Linked DNA regions of Homo sapiens: region 1 is linked to region 2. The links are chromatin loops, found by intact Hi-C in ENCODE. Cell type or tissue: breast epithelium. All regions are shown on one strand.

Evidence for each region. Peaks named below come from ENCODE experiments on the same cell type or tissue, not always from the same donor. Only the 100,000 strongest peaks of a DNase experiment are listed, where the experiment ranks them.
Region 1: it touches region 2 in a loop (27-fold over the local background); 80 of 110 quality-filtered maps call a loop at or near these places.

The regions. Positions count from the first base shown.
Region 1 is chr17:35,968,656-35,976,655 of GRCh38, forward strand. CCL16 (C-C motif chemokine ligand 16) reads right to left here. Exons shown (of 3, transcript NM_004590.4): 3 at 7,844-8,000. Among named protein-coding and RNA genes, the nearest start is that of CCL16, 8.8 kb to the right of the region's middle. In breast epithelium, a CTCF peak has its summit at 1,071 (motif pointing right); a DNase peak (open chromatin) is centred at 1,036; H3K27ac peaks cover 618 bases.
Region 2 is chr17:36,473,770-36,481,769 of GRCh38, forward strand. LOC105371749 (a long non-coding RNA gene) reads right to left here. Exons shown (of 3, transcript XR_934710.4): 3 at 2,149-2,828. Among named protein-coding and RNA genes, the nearest start is that of ZNHIT3, 8.9 kb to the right of the region's middle. In breast epithelium, no CTCF peak of the experiment used is centred here; no DNase peak of the experiment used is centred here.

The sequences.
Region 1 (8,000 bases), 510 kb before region 2:
CACTGCGCCCGGCCTAATGTTTGTATTTTTAGTAGACACGGGGTTTTACCATATTGGCCAGACTGGTCACAAACTCCTGACCTCAGGTGATCCTCCCACCTCGGTCTTTCAAAGTGTTGGGATTTCAGGTATGAGCCACTGTGCCCAGCCCACAAACTTTCTGTTAGGTTTAGCCAACCCTTAGGCCAAGGCCACAAAAAATAGGAACTCCCTAAATGCCTGTTGCTGGTTCCAGTTTTCAGTGTGCCTCTGACATCTGTCCATTTTTGTGTAGTCACCCAAGTTCTCAGTTATATTTTAAATTTTTGTCTAGAGTTGATGGCTTTGACTTGCAGAATGGTCCGTTTGTTAAGTGTGTGAGGGGCTCAGTTTCCCATGCTGGAAGCGACAAGTTTAATATGAACTTTAATCATCAGATTCTTATTAATTTTTTTTTCCAGAGGGAGTCTTGTTCTGTTGCCCAGGATGGAGTGCAATGGCACGATCTCGGCTCACTGCAACCTCTGCCTCCCAGGCTCAAGCGATTCTCCTGCCTCAGCCTCCCAAGTAGCTAGGATTACAGGCACCCACCACCATGCCCAGCTAATTTTTGTATTTTTAGTGGAGACAGGGTTTCACCATGTTGTATACATGTTGGTCAGGCTGGTCTCAAACTCCTGACCTCAGATGAACCACCCACCTCTGCCTCCCAAAGAAAATTGTTCTTCTTGGTGGGTCCTATCAAACAGTACAAAGGTGTTTTGTGTACTCCTCGCCATCACTTTTACTCTGCTCTATTCTTCGTTATAGAACCTGATGATGTGTATGTTTGTGCGTGGTCTCTCTTCCCACTTTTAGTGGGAAGGAAAGCTCCTTGAAAGCACTGTGCCCTCACTGTGTACTGAATACCTCAGCTCTCTTCAAAAGGGGAGAATACAAGGAGAGGTGGGAAGGTGGAAGGTGTGCACACCAGGAAGGGGCTATCTCAGCAACTAGGCTTATGTACGAGCCAGCCCAATGAGCTCACAGAGAGATAAGTCATTGTGGCTTTTAACCACTGGGTGGCGCTGCTCACTAATTTTCCTAAAATCATGTCAAGACAGCAATTGCTTTTCAGCAACTCAATCCAGAACTCCAAGACCTAAATCCACACTCCAGGACCTGGCTTAAACTGCCATCTCGGTGGAGACACATCCCTGCACTGATCCCCTCACTCACAGCCAAGGGGCCCTATCACATTGACTTCCAACCCCTGCCCCCATGCCTAAGTGTGAAATTCATGATTAGACATTTAGTGAGGCCCCCCAGGTACAAAGGGCCCTGGATGGGAACAGGGTAAATTCGAAGACGTGGCCCCTGCCCTGAGACAGGCTTTTTGAACTGGCTTAAGATAAGCAGTAGATGTAATGGGTTAACCTCCCTCCTGTGCATCCAGAGTGGTGTTGGTTATGCATCATCCTAGGAGAACTGAGAAAGCAGTCACAAGTTGTCTGTGTTCTGTGGCTCGGATGAGAAACCTCACGCATATGATCTGGAGGGGACAGGGAGGATTCCTTGTTTTTTTTTTTTCTTTGGAGACAGAGTTTCAAGTGCAGTGGTGCAATCTTGGCTCACGGCAAGCTCCACCTCCTGGCTAAATAGAGATGGAGAACTTAAGAGACTTCATAGGAAGATTACATTTGCTGTAGCAAGTTGACTGAAACTGATGTTAAGAGTCCTGACCAGTTAGACATTAACCATATTTATGACTACCTTCTCATGGTAATTAGTTATCTGCAGTCTCCTGGAATTCCCTGCAAAAGACAATTCTGCCAACATTGAAGAGGTGCCACATTATGAAAAAAAATGTATCTTTGAAAACTGCAGTAAAGCAAAAAATTACTATGGTTTTTTACTATCTCTTTGAACTTTTTTTTTTTTTTTTTTGAGACAGAGTTTCACTCTTGTTGCCCAGGCTACTGGAGTGCAATGGTGCGACCGTGGCTCACCGCAACCTCCACCTCCCGGGTTCAAGCAATTCTTCTGCCTCAGCCTCCTGAGTAGCTGGGATTAGAGGCATGTGCCACCATGCCTGGCTAATTTTGTATTTTTAGTAGAGAGAGGTTTTCTCCATGTTGGTCAGGCTGGTCTTGAACTCCTGACCTCAGGTGATCTGCCCACTTCGGCTTCCCAAAGCTCTGGAATTACAGGTGTGAACCACTGCGCCCGGCTAAGACTCATTTTTTGATCAGAATGCAAGGGAGGAGCGAGGGGGAAGTTCTGAGTGTGTGCTAGGGGTGGAAATAACTGTTTCTTGATTCAAGTGATTTCTTGATTCTTTTGCTCATTACATGATTCCTTTTCCATCAGCATTTGTGTTGTAGTTGTGGGAACCGATAAGTGTCACCTGACTCTGTCTTGCCTCTTCCAGCAAGAACTTGCAAGACAGAAGCAGCGTTTCTCTGGCAAGGGAACCCATAAGCACCCAATCTCTGCTGTGAGCCAGGTCCAATACTAGGCACTTTACTTATGTTAACCAGTGTAATTCTCCCAATAACCTGTAATTGTTGGTGTTTCCATCTCCATTTTTTTTTTTTTTCGAGATGGAGTCTCGGTCTGTCACCCAGGCTGGAGTGCAGTGACATGATCTCGGCTTGCTGCAAGCTCCAGCACCTGGGTTCAAGGGATTCTCCTGCCTCAGCCTCCTGAGTAGCTGGAATTACAGGCATGCACCACCACGCCCAGCTAATTTTTGTATTTTTAGTAGAGATGGGGTTTCACCATGTTGGCCAGGATGGTCTCAAGCTCCTGACCTCAGGTGATCCTCCCACCTCGGCCTCTCAAAGTGCTGGGGTTACAAACAAGAGCCACTGCGCCGGCCAGGAAGCAAAATAATTGATGGCACTTTTGAGGACTCCAGGAAGGAGGGCAGTCCTGCCGCTCATTGCACAGCCTCTATCCCCTTCTCCAGCCCTCTGTCTCCCTCCCCTCTGGCTCTCAGGGGCAAAGCTGTTTCTCCTGGTTTGCTTGGAACAACTTCAGCCCTTCCTGTGAAGTCTCAGCTCCATGTCCTGGGGGAGTGTCCTTCCTTAACCAGGGTTGCCAATTCATTTTCTTAACAAAGGTTATTTCCTCCATGATAGGAATTCCTGCTTTAGCTGCTAAGAGATTAATACTGTTTTCCATTTTATTATGATGTTTGTTCCAGATCCTGTACCAGAAGCTGGCAGTTGTCACAGCAGCCCTGTAAGGTATCAGCGCCATTTTGCAGAAGAGGAAACTGGGCTCATAAATACCAGGCTCTGGAGAGATTTGAGGTCCCTTTCTGCATTTGCCCATTCCTTCTTCAAAGTCTCCTTGGCGAGAATCAAAGATACATGAATGGAGGCCAGGCTCTCCAGGGAGACCAGGTCATGCAAAAGGAGGTCTCAGGCTTTGAACTATTGCTTCTTTAGTCAGATGACCCCAATCTTTCATATATTCATACCAGCCTCAGGCTTGTGTAGATCAGAGGTTTCTTCTTTTTAAAGTATAGCCTCCAGTTCTAGTGCCAGATCTTCTGTAATTTGTAGCATGACCTTTGCTAAATCGCTTTCCATCTCTGGCCTTTAATTCCCTTATCTTCATAATGACAGAAAGCTCCTTTCTGTCTTATGTTCTGTGGTCCTAGAAAAAAGTCAGATTCTGGAACAATAAGGCCTATTGAGCACTTATCTGCTAAGCACTCTCTCACATTGCCTTTTCATCCTTTCAACACTGGGGGGTAGGTATCATAATTGATCTATTTTACAGATGAGGAAACCAAGGCTTAGGAGGATTAGTAGTTACCCAAGACCTCACAGTGAGTGACAGAGTTGGGACTCAAACATAGATGGTCTGTCAGAGTCTGAGTGTGGAGATAATACTCTTTTTGTTTTTAAATAAAAGATATGGGGTCTTCTTGCTATGTCGCCCAGGCTGGAGTGCAGTGGCTATTCACAGGCATAATCATGGCACATGACAGCCTCGAACTCCTGGGCTCAAGTGATCCTCCTGCCTCAGCCTCCTGAGTTACTGGGACTATAGGCATGCACCACTGCACCTGGCTTGGAGACAGTGCTTTTAAACCATTGCATCAGCTGTGTCCCCAAGTGCCAGCTCAGGCTGCTGATGACTCTCAATAGTTGCTCTCACACGTGCAAGCACATGTATGCTCTCATGGGAAGAAAATATGTGTTCATGCGGCCCATCCGAGAAAGACTAATAATATTTCAAACAGGCCTGCTGAAACCAGCCGCAGGACATCTGGTCATCTGCTTCAAGGATTCATGGTGTCTAAGACGGCTGTGTAGAAAGAGGACATGCGAGCCGTCCTCTGTGACTCCCAGTAAAATGCTCTTTGTAGTATCCAGAGTTGTTCTCTCATTTTCTTCCCTTCCTGTTCCAGTTGGTTCCCCCATGTACCCAGCCACCTGTATTCTACAAGGCAAAAGGTCAGTCATACAAGTTGTTCAAGAAAAGGTTTATTTGCTTTAGGATGACCACAGCTGGAAAACTCTGTATATCAGAATGACCGAAGTCCTTTCTGTATTTGTGTGTGTTTAAGGTCAGCCATCTATCTGCCTGCCTTGAAAAGACTGGGAATATCCTTCTTGAAAAGCAACTGAATGCACGTGAGAAAAGCTCTTCCAGTTCTGAACCATCAGAAGTTTCTGGCAGGCTTTTTATTATGTGCTAGGGTGGGGATTTGACTTTGTGTATATAGACTCTCGATTACTCAGGTTTTCAGACTGACACCTCAGTGCTCCTGAATTTAAAAACAAAACAAAACAAAACACAAGACAACGACATTCTGTTCCAGCTTGCCAGAACCCCGGCCCTGAGCTTCCTGTTTTTAGCCTTGTCCTGTTTTTTAGGCCTTTGAACTCTGACTCCCTGGCTTTGACCCTGGTGCTGGCTAAGGACTTTGAAACTTCTTGCCGCATCTGATGTTGTCCTGACTTTTCTGTCAACCTAGGCCCTGCCGGCCTCACTCCCACCCCCATGTTTGCTTTGGCCTCTGCAAGCAAAGGTCTGGGCCTGACTACATTGTATGTTATTGATTCTGTCATCCCCAGGCTGGGAGCTCCTGGAGGAAGGAGTTTGATCATATTTAGCTGTAACCCCTGATAGCAAGGAGGGTGGAGAGAAATTCCTGGATCAAGGAGCAGGGACTCACAGTCCAGGGAGGGACCAAAGCAGGTAGCACTGCCTCTGTGGAGGAGCAAGAGCAGCAAGCACATGGGGCTCCTCTGAGTCAATGCCCGGGTGATTGATGGGTTGTTGCCCAAGTTCAGGTGCTTTTGGTGCAAGTGACAGAAACCAAGATCTGCAAACTCTGGCTAGCAAGAAAAGAGAGATACCCACACGTCCATCAGCAGATTAGCTGGATAAACGAAATGTGGCAGATACATACAATGGAATGTTAGCCTAATGACTAACAGGAATAACGTTCTGAAGCATGCTACAACTTGGATGAACCTTGACGACACTATGCTGGTGAAATAAGCTAGTCACAAAAGGACAAATGCTATGTGATTCCCCTTACATGAAATACCTAGAGCTGTCAAATTCATAGTGACAGAAAGAAGAATAGTGGTTACCAGAGGCTGGGGGAGGAGAGAATGGTGAGTTAGCATTTAATGGGTACAGAGTCTCAGGTTGGGACAATGAGAAAAGTCTGGAGATGGATAGTGGTGATGTTTGCCTAACAAAGTGAATGTAGGATTGTACACATAAAAATGTTTAGAATGGTAAATTTTGTCTATATATATATATATATATATACACACACACATACACACATACACACACACACACACACCTATATATATATATGTATTTTTAGGCAGAGTCTTGCTCTGTCATCCAGCCTGGAGTGCAGTGGTGATATTATGGCTCACTGCAGTGCAGTCTCAACCTCCTGGGCTCAAGCAATCCTCCTACCTCAGCCTTCTGAGTACCTGTGACCACAGGCACACACCACCGTGCCCAGTTAATTGTTTTTTTTTTGTAGAGATTAAAAAATATGTAAGATCTCACCATACCGCCCAGGCTGATCTCAAATTCCTGGACTCAAATGATCCTCCTGCTTCAGCCTCCCAAAGTGCTGGGTTTATAGGCATAAGCCACTGTGCATGGCCTTGTTATGTGTGTACACACACACACACACACACACACACACACACACACATGTTTTTTGAGACAGGGTCTCATTCTGTCACCCAGGCTGGAGTGCAGTGGCACGATTTCAGCTGACTCCCCAGCTCAAGGGATCCTCCTGCCTCAGCCTCCTGAGCAGCTGGGACCATAGGCCCAGGCCACCATGCTCGGCTAATTTTTTTTTTTTTTTTGTATTTTTGGTAGAAGTGGGGTTTCGCCATGCTGCCCAGGCTGGTCTCGAACTCCTGGCCTCAAGTGATCCGCCCACCTCAGACTCTGGAAGTGCTGGGATTACAGGCGTTAGCCACCTTGCCCAGCCCCTGTTATGTCTATTTTAACACACATACATCCATCATCCCCCGCCAAGAACTGACCTAAACCAATAAGTTATTCCTGAGGTGCTAAATTGCCACCATGGCCCTTTAGGAATTTTTTTTTTAAATTGAGATGGAGTCTCGCTCTGTTGCCCAGGCTGGAGTGTAGTGGCATGATCTCAGCTCACTGCAACCTCTGCCTCCTGGGTTCAAGCGATTCTCATGCCTCAGCCATCTGAGTGGTTGGGATTACAGGCGACCACCACCATGCTCAGCTAATTTTTGTATTTTTAGTAGAGATGGGCCATGTTGTCCAGGCTGGTCTCAAGACTCCTGGCCTCAAGTGATCTGCCCGCCTTGGCCTCCCAAAGAACTGGGATTACAAGTGTGAGCCATCGCGCCTGGCCTAGAAATTTTTTTAAAGGAAAGATGCTGGGACATCTCATGGAACTGAAAGACCAGCTGAAGCTCCCAGCCTGGAGCTGGGGCAGGAAGTGAGGCAGTTCCAGGGACCTCAGGACAGAAGTTCATAGACCTCTTTCCTTGGGACACTGCCAGAAACTCACTTCTGCTCTAGCAGCAACCAGACTGAGTTTCTCAGGTCCAAATTTCAAATCTCTCTGAGAGTCTGATTGGCCAGCTAGATGAGATGGCCATCCTGGGAAGATGAGCTTGGGCTGGGGAGGCAGCTCGTTTTTTTTTTTTTTTTTTTTTTGAGACAAGAGTCTCTCTCTGTCGCCCAGGCTGGAGTGCAGTGGCACGAACTCGGCTCACTGCAAGCTCCGCCTCCTGGGTTCATGCCATTCTCCTGCCTCAGCCTCCCGAGTAGCTGGGACTACAGGCGCCCGCCACCACGCCCGGCTAATTTTTTTGTATTTTTAGTAGAGACAGGGTTTCACCGTGTTAGCCAGGATGGGCTCGATCTCCTGAGCTCGTGATCTGCCCCCCTCGGCCTCCCAAAGTGCTGGGATTACAGGCGTGAGCCACCGCGCCGGCCAAGGGAGGAGGCTCGGGTTTTAACAACATGGCCACTGGGGGGCAGTTATGAGTCAGTTTACCAGAATCCAATTCATTGGCCCGTTTTCAGCTTGACACTTCACTGCATTTATTTGTTTCTCTTAACCATCCGGTCTTAATTACCTGTCTTAACCATCCGGTCTTAATTACCTGGCTTTTGTTTTGTCTTCACAACAGCGTTTTGGGAGAATGTTGAATCCAAGCGAGCTGAGTCAGCTGTCTGCTGTTAAGCTGGAGACAGAGGGGAAGATTGAATATAAATGGCCCCCAACCTTGACAAAAGTCTCAAGAAATGTGGAGAAGCCCCTGAAAAAAACTGAGATTAAGCTTCTTTCACCCTAGCAGAAAAAAAAGCAGGAGGTTAGGAATCAAGCTGTCAAATAAGGGAGTTTTATTTATTGCATGTTTGGGTTTTGGACTAAGAGTTTACCCCTAGCCGTGTCTCATACCCTTTCTTTCCCTGTCCTGCAAAGCTTAACATGGGAGGTAGAGATTTGTGTCTCTTCTTCTTCTTCTTCTCTCTCTCTCTCT
Region 2 (8,000 bases):
CTAGAGAATAGGAATTATCTGCACTCACTTACGCCTCCATGCCCCCTACTGTCGGCAACCTTTGGGTTCCTTGGGCCTTATCTATGCCATGGAGTGTGGCCTCCTTCCATGAAGCAGGGGCTTAATTGGCAGGAATTAGTCCTGCCCATTGATACTGTGCCTGTTGCTTGGCTTTGAATCCCTCAGATCTGATTTTCCTTTCTAGGGCTTCAACCTGAAGTTTAGAATTGAGTTTGGGATTGGGCCAGGCACAGTGGCTCACGCCTGTAATCCCAACACTTTGGGAGGCCGAGGAGAGCAGATCAAGAGGTCAGGAGTTCGATACCAGCCTGGCCAACATAGTGAAACCCCATCTCTACTAAAACTACAAAAATTAGCTGGGCGTGGTGGCGGGCGCCTGTAGTCGTAGCTACTCCGGAGGCTGAGGCAGGAGAATTGCTTGAACTAGGAGGCAGAAGTTGCAATGAGCCAAGATTGTGCCACTGCTCTCCAGGCTGGGAAACAGAGCAAGACTCCATCTCAAGAAAAAAAAAAAATGAGTTTGGGATGAAAAGGTGTCTCGGGGGTGCATGGATTCATTTAGATTAAGTCCCAGGCAGGCCTTGCCAAATTTGCAGTTATTAGCCAGTGGGCTCGCTCCTCCACTGCTTTTCTATCATAAGCAGAGTGCTGAGGTAGGAAAAGAACCTCCTCGCATAGAAAAGGAAAGAGGGAAAAAACAAAACAGCTTAAGAGGGGGAAGAACCTCTTGCTCTCTGTAAATGGGTTCCTTTAATCACTATATCCTTCCTCTGGTTTGGACGGAGCTGGACCCCTCGGCTGTCTGGGGGAGGAAAGACTCTGTGGGCATGTGGAAGGAGGGGATGGTGAGTGGGAAATGCTGGCCAACTGGCTGCATTGGGCCCCTGGCCCCCAAGACTGCCCTGGGGCCTGGGCAGCAGCCACAGTTCTCTCCCACCCTGCCCTTGGGCACTTCATGTGCATGCTGTGGACACGCCCAGGTGCCGTAGCTGGGAGGGAAGGGTGAGGAGGGGAACAGCCACGTGCTGCACACCTTTGTGGCTGTTGGGGTTGGGCGTGGGGGTCGCACCTCTAAGAACAAATGGAAGTCACATTGTTCTGAATTGCATATCTGGTGGCTGAGCCAAATGCTCATTCTACCTAGTAACATTTCTGCAGTTTGCAGCAAAACCCTTATCATTATAAAGGGAGAGAGAGGAGCCATTTTTAACCATGAAAGAAGAAAGGGAAAGATACCATAGAAAGGTCCAGGGGTGTTGGTCAACGCCTTAAGTGCTATCGGGGATGGGATCCAGTTTAGGGGCCTTCTGGCAACACCAAGGAGTGGCCTCCTCCAGATGCCTTCAGTTGCCCCAGGACTTTATTCTGGTCCCACCCGATGGCTAGACCTCTTTGAAGGGAAACAGAGCCAACATTCCTTTCACCTGAAACAAAGAGATAGGTGGCAGGATTGCATCCTGTCCTCTGCAAATGGCATAGCTCAGAGGAAAGTCTGAGGACAAGAAGTCTTAGGAAAAAAGTGAAGAGACAGATATGGCAGATCTGCATTTATTTGCCCTTCTGAGAAATCCTGGATAGGCCCTGTGGAAGCAGGCTATTTCCCTGACCCCTTCAAGGGACTTGCAACAAGGGTGCCTCATTTACTCAGCCTGCAGCTCTCAACTCCTCACAGGAGGGAGTGTGGGAGTGAATGAGACAGGAACTGGAGTGCATGAGTGCTGGAACCAGCTGGCCACCTTGGCACTGGCAGCAGCAAACTCCACTCACTCAGACTGGCTGTATTGCACCACTCACAGGAGGGAGCGTGCAGGTGAGCAGGTGCAGGAGCCAGCATGAGCACTTTTAGGCACTGGCAGTAGCGAATGCTGTGCAGGTCCCAGGCAGCATCTAGGGTGGGGGTGCCTGTGACCCCTGAAGCCCCAGAGGGCGTGTTACATTGCTCACTTAGCTCTGCCATCCGCAGACAGCTTAAGTGTTAACAGCTCAGTGGGCCCTCTGCCTTTTCATGTGGGATGGCTGCCTTCCACTAGTGAGGGCAAAGGGCCAGTGTGACAGCCTTTTGTATCCACACTTGTGGCCCCCAAGCTCTTGTCCAGCATCCAGAAAAAATGAGGTCACACAAATGAATTGAAGGATGGTGAATGTGGAGGATTTTATTGCTGATGAAAGTGGCTCTCAGAGGGAAGGGAGGTTGAAAAGGGGCCAGGGAATGTAGGTAATCTTCCCCTGAGGTCCAGCAGTCTCTGGCCAGATTCTTCTTTGAAGTTACACTGTCAAGCTGTCCCTCTGAAGTCAAGCTGGTTCTCTCTGACTTTGGCCATAGTCCCCAACATGCAGCTGCTTCTCCTCTCTACCGGCTGAGTCTGGGGTCTTTATAGGCACAGGATGGGGCAGGGCAGGACCATGGTAGTTTAGGAAAAGGCAACATTCAAGCAGGAAAATGGGGATATAAGTTCTCACTTTGGGCTGTGGTCTCAGGCTTTTTGGCTTGAGGGTGGGGCTTCACCAGGGATCCACCCCTCTCTGCCTAGAATTTCTCTGCCTCTTGTCACTATCACTAGGACTAGAGCTATGGATCTGAGAGGCGGAATAAAAAGATAAAAGCCATGCAGCCTTGGATAATCATTAAGTTAAAAAGGAATTTGCTTAGGGGACCAAGGGAAGGGGACACTACAGACTGTCCATCCCCTCCACCCCTACCCTAGGTGTCATGCCCTTAACTTTTCACAGCTACACTCAACTTTAGTCAGATTTTTTTTCGTCTGTTTGTTTGGTAATTGTCTTTATTTGCCATGTTCAACTGTAATCTGCAAAAGAATAAAAACAATTGTCTTTGGCTGGTAAGTGAGTAGTTAAAAACTTTGATTTGAAGGTGTCATCAGATATCACCTTTGTTTCTGTCTCAAGGCAGGAAAGTTTTGCTTCCATTCAATGCAAACATAGCTGCCTGGATCTGGCTAGTGTTAACTCATCAGATGCTTTGTGTGAGGGACCCCTAAGTTCTTTATTTCAGGCAGTGAAAGGGCCAAGGGGGTATCATTGTTGGGCTGTGTTTAAGGCATCGGTTGACCTTTATCCAGCTTTGAAGTCATGATATAGAACAGTTCCAGCATCCTGAAAAATTTCCTCATACCACTTGGCCATCAACCCCCACCCTGCCCCCACCCCAGCCTCTGTCACCATAGTTTTGCCTTTGCTACACCTTTTTTTTTGTTTGTTTGAGACAGAGTCTTGCTCTGTCACCAGGCTGGAGTGCAGTGGCACGATCTTGGCTCACTGCAACCTCCGTCTCCTGAGTTCAAGTGATTCTCCTGCCTCAGCCTCCTGAGCAGCTGGGACTACAGGTGCACACCACCACGCTCAGCTAATTTTCGTATTTTTAGTAGAGACGGGGTTTCACCATGTTGACCAGGATGATCTCGATCTCTTGATCTCGTGATCTGCCCACCTTGGCCTCCCAAAGTGCTGGGATTACAGGCGTGAGCCACCGTGCCTGGCTGCTACACCTTCATATAAGTATTAGACAGTATGTAGTCTTTTGTATCTAGCTTCTCTCACTTAACATAATGATTTGGATTAATCCACGATTTTGCTTTTATCAGTGATTTGTTTCTTTAGGTTGCTAAGAGGTATTTCATTCTATAAATCTGCCATAAATTGTTTATCCACTTATCAGTTGATGGACAAATGGGTTGTTTCTAATTTTTTGCTTTTAGGAATAAAGCTGATATAACCTTTTGCAGAGAAGACTTTGTGTGAACATACATTTCCATTCCTCTTAGCTAAAAATCTAGGACTGTGTTTGCTGGGTTGGATGATAAGTACATGTTTAACTTCATTAAAAAAAAATGGCCAAGCTATTTTCCAAAGTGATTGAATCATTTTGCATTTCCAGCAGCAATATATGAGATATCCAGTTGCTCTGCCTCTTTGTCAGCACTTGGTATTGTCAGTTTTTTTAATTTTCGTCATTCTAGTAGATGTGTGGTGGTGCTGTATTGTGAGTTTAACTTGCATTTCCCTAATGGCTGTTTATGCTGAGTATCTACTGATGTGTTTATTTGCCATCTGTATATATTCTTTGGTGGTAAAAGACAAAAGTTATTTATCTAAGATGTCTTTTGCAAATATTTTTTCTTGTCTGTGGCTTTTTTCCTTTTCTTAACAGTGTCTTTGGAGAATAGAAGTTTGGCGTTTGTGGGTTTTTTTAGATGAAGTTCAACTTACTAGTTTTTTGTGATTTGTGGATTTTATGTCTAACCTAAGAAATGCTTGCCTGACTCAAGGTCACAAAGATGTTCTCTCATTTTTTTCTAGAAATTTTAGTTTTAGTTTTTATATTTAGGTCTATGAGCCATTTCAAGTTATTATTATTTGCATATGGAAGTCCTTTTTTTGGGGGGAGTGGGGACTGGGTCTTGCTCTGTTGCCCAAGCTGGAGTGCAGTAGTGCGATTACAGCTCATTGTAAATTTAAACTCCTGAGATCAAGCAATCCTCCTGCCTCAACCTCCCAGGTATCTGGGACTACAGATGTGCACCACCATGCCTGGCTATGAAGTCCAATTTTTCAGTCATTTTTTGTTGAAGCAACTATTGAATCACCTTGGCTTCTTTGTTGAAAACAATTGACCATACTGGTGTGGCTCTACTTCTGGACTCCTCTCTGTCCCTTTATGTCTATTCACACATCAATACCATGCTGTCCATGCCTGTAGTCTAGCTACTCTGGAGACTGAGGCCTGAGGAAAACTTGACCCCAGGAATTCAAATCTAGCCTGGGCAACACAGACCCTCTCTCTTATTATTATTATTATTTTTTAGATGGAGTCTCGTTTTGTCGCCCAGGCTGGAGTGCAATGGTGTGATCTTGGCTCACTGCAACCTCTGCCTCCTGGGTTCAAGTGATTCTCCCACCTCAACCTCTGGAGTAGCAGGGATTACAGGCACCCACCATCATGCCCAGCTAATTTTTGTATTTTTGTAGAGATGGGGTTTCACCATGTTGGCCAGCCTGGTCTTCAACTCCTGACCTTAGGTGATCTCCTGCCTCGGCCTCCCAAAGTGCTGGGATTATAGATGAGAGCCACTGCACCTGGCTGGGACCGTCTGTCTTAGAACAACCACAGCAATAAAAAAAAAAAACACAAAAAACCACGATACTGTCTTCTTCACTGTATTCTTTTCAGAGTATTGAAATCAGGTAATATACATTCTCAAATTTTTTCTTTCTTTTATAAAATAGATTTGGCTAATCTATATCCTTTGCATTTCCTTTAATTTTTTTTTTTTGAGATAGAGTCTCACTCTGTCGCTTAGGCTGGAATGCAGTGGCGCAATCTTGGCTCACTGCAACCTCTGCCTCCCGCGTTCAGGCGATTCTCCTGTCTCAGGCTCCCGAATAGCTGGGATTACAGGCGCGTGCCACTACGCCGGGATTTTTTTGTATTTTTGGTAGAGACGGGGTTTACATCCTGTTAGTCAGGATGGTCTCAATCTCCTGACCTCGTGATCAGCCTGCCTCAGCCTTCCAAAGTGCTGGGATTACAGGCGTGAGCCACTGTGCCCGAACTTCCTTTAAATTTTACAGTCATCTTGCCAGTTTCAACAGAAGAGCCTTCTAGGATTTTGATAAGGATTGCATTGTTCTACAGATCAATTTGGGGAGAACTGACATCTTAGCCATATAGAATCATCTGATCCATGTATGTCATATCCCTCCCTCCTCACCCCTTTCTTCTTCATCAGTCTGACTAGAGATTTCTCAATCTTACTGAATTTTTTCTAAGAACCATTTTTTGTTTTATTACTTTTCTATAGTTTCTGTTTTATTGATTTCTGCTTTTCGTTTATCTGTTTCTTCTGCTGACTTTGGTATTCTTTATTTAGTCTCTTAGTGAGGAAGCTTAAATCATTTATTTGAGGCTTTTCTAATTTAGCAGTATTTTCAGCATCAGCGCTGTTGACATTTGGGGCTTTATAATTGTTGGGGGACTGTCCTATGCACGACAGGATGTTTAGTAGCATCCCTGGCCTATAGTCACTAGATATCAGCAGCACCCCTCTCCAGTTGTGACAACCAAAAGTGTCTTCATGTATTGCCAAATGTCTTGGGCATGGGAGAATTGCTCCTGGCTGAGAATGACTGCTATAGTAGGCATTTTATGATAGAAACCTCAGTTGTGTATCACAAATTTTGACATTTTTTTCATTTAGTTGAAAATTTTTTCTTAGTTTCCTTTGCGATTTCCTCCTTGGCACATGCAATACTATATTTTTTTAAACTTTTATTTTTTTAGAGACAGGGTCTTTCTATGTTACCCAAGCTATCTTTGAACTCCCAGGCTGAATTGTTGCTCCCACCTCAGCCTCCCTGAGTAGCTGGGGCTACTGGTGTTTGCCACCGCACCTGGCTGACCCATACATTATTTGTAAGTGTATTTTTTAGTTCCAAATATTTGAGGATTTTCCAGAAATATTCCTGTTACTGATTGCTAATTTAGTTCTTTTGTGGTCAGAGAACACACTTGAATGGCTTCAATTCTTTTGAATTTGTTGAAATGTGTCTTATGGTCCTGCATGTGATCTATTTTGGGAATTGTTCAGCGTGCACGTGAAAATAACGTATTCTTGGATAGAGTTGTCTATAAATGTCAATTGGGTCAAGTGGGTTGATAGCGTTGTTCAAGGTTTTTATATTCTGGTTGGGCGTGGTGGGTCATGCCTGTAATCCTAACACTTTGGGAGGCCGAGGCGGGTGGATTACTTGAGGTCAGGGGTTCAAGACCAGCCTGACCAACATGGTGAAACCCTGTCTGTACTAAAAAAACAAAATTAGCCAGGATTAATCCAATATGGCAATATCTGTCTTTTAAGTAAGTGTTTAGAAACCATTTCCTTTTTTTTTTTTTTTTTTGTGAAACAGAGTCTCACTCTGTTGCCCAGGCTGGAGTGCAGTGGGCAATCTCCGCTCACTGAAACCTCTGCTTCCCGGGTTCAAGTGATTCTCCTGCCTCAGTCTCCTGAGGAGCTGGGATTACAGGCACCCACGACCACGTCTGGCTAATTTTTATATTTTTAGTAGAGACGGGGTTTCACCATGTTGCCCAGGCTCATCTTGAACTCCTGACCTCAAGTGATCTGCCTGCCTTGGCCCCCCAAAGTGCTGGGATTACAGGCGTGAGCCACAGCGCCGGGCAACCATTTACATTTAATATGTTGATACAGAAAGGTTTATCATCTTGCTATTTCTTCTTATTTATCCCATTTGCTTGTTCTTTTTTTCTTTTTTGCTAGCTCCTCTCTTTTTTATTGAAGTACTACTCCACAATGCTGCCTTCTTTGAGACTAAGTACCCGATGCCATTTTACCTCCACAGTGGAGATAATAATATTAGACCATGTCACATATAGTGTAAGAGTCTTACCTAGTAACTTCTATTTCCCTCCATCATTTTTATGTTTTATGAAAATGTTATTACTTTCATATATTTAATTCTGCATGTGCTAAGAACTCCACACTGTACTGTTATATTTGCTTGAACCAGTTATCATTTAAAGAGATTAAAAAGGTAAAAATGGGCCGGGCGTGGTGGCTCACACCTGTAATCCCCAGCACTTTGGAAGGCCAAGGCGGGTGGATCACCTGAGGTCAGGAGTTCGAGACCAGCCTGGCCAACATGGTGAAACCCCGTCTCTACTAAAAATACAAAAATTAGCCGGGCGTGGTGGCGGGCACCTGTAGTCGTAGCTACTTGGGAGGCTGAGGCAGGAGAATCGCTTGAACCTGGGAGGCGGAGGTTGCAGTGAGCTGGGATCGCGCCATTGCACTCCAGCCTGGGTGACGGAATGACACATTGTCTCAAAAAAACAAAAAAAAAAAACAAAAAAAACCCCCAAAAAGTAAAAATGTTTTTTTGATTTTACCTATAGGTTTACAATTTTTGGTACTCCTTTGTGCAGATCCAAATTTCCATCTCAT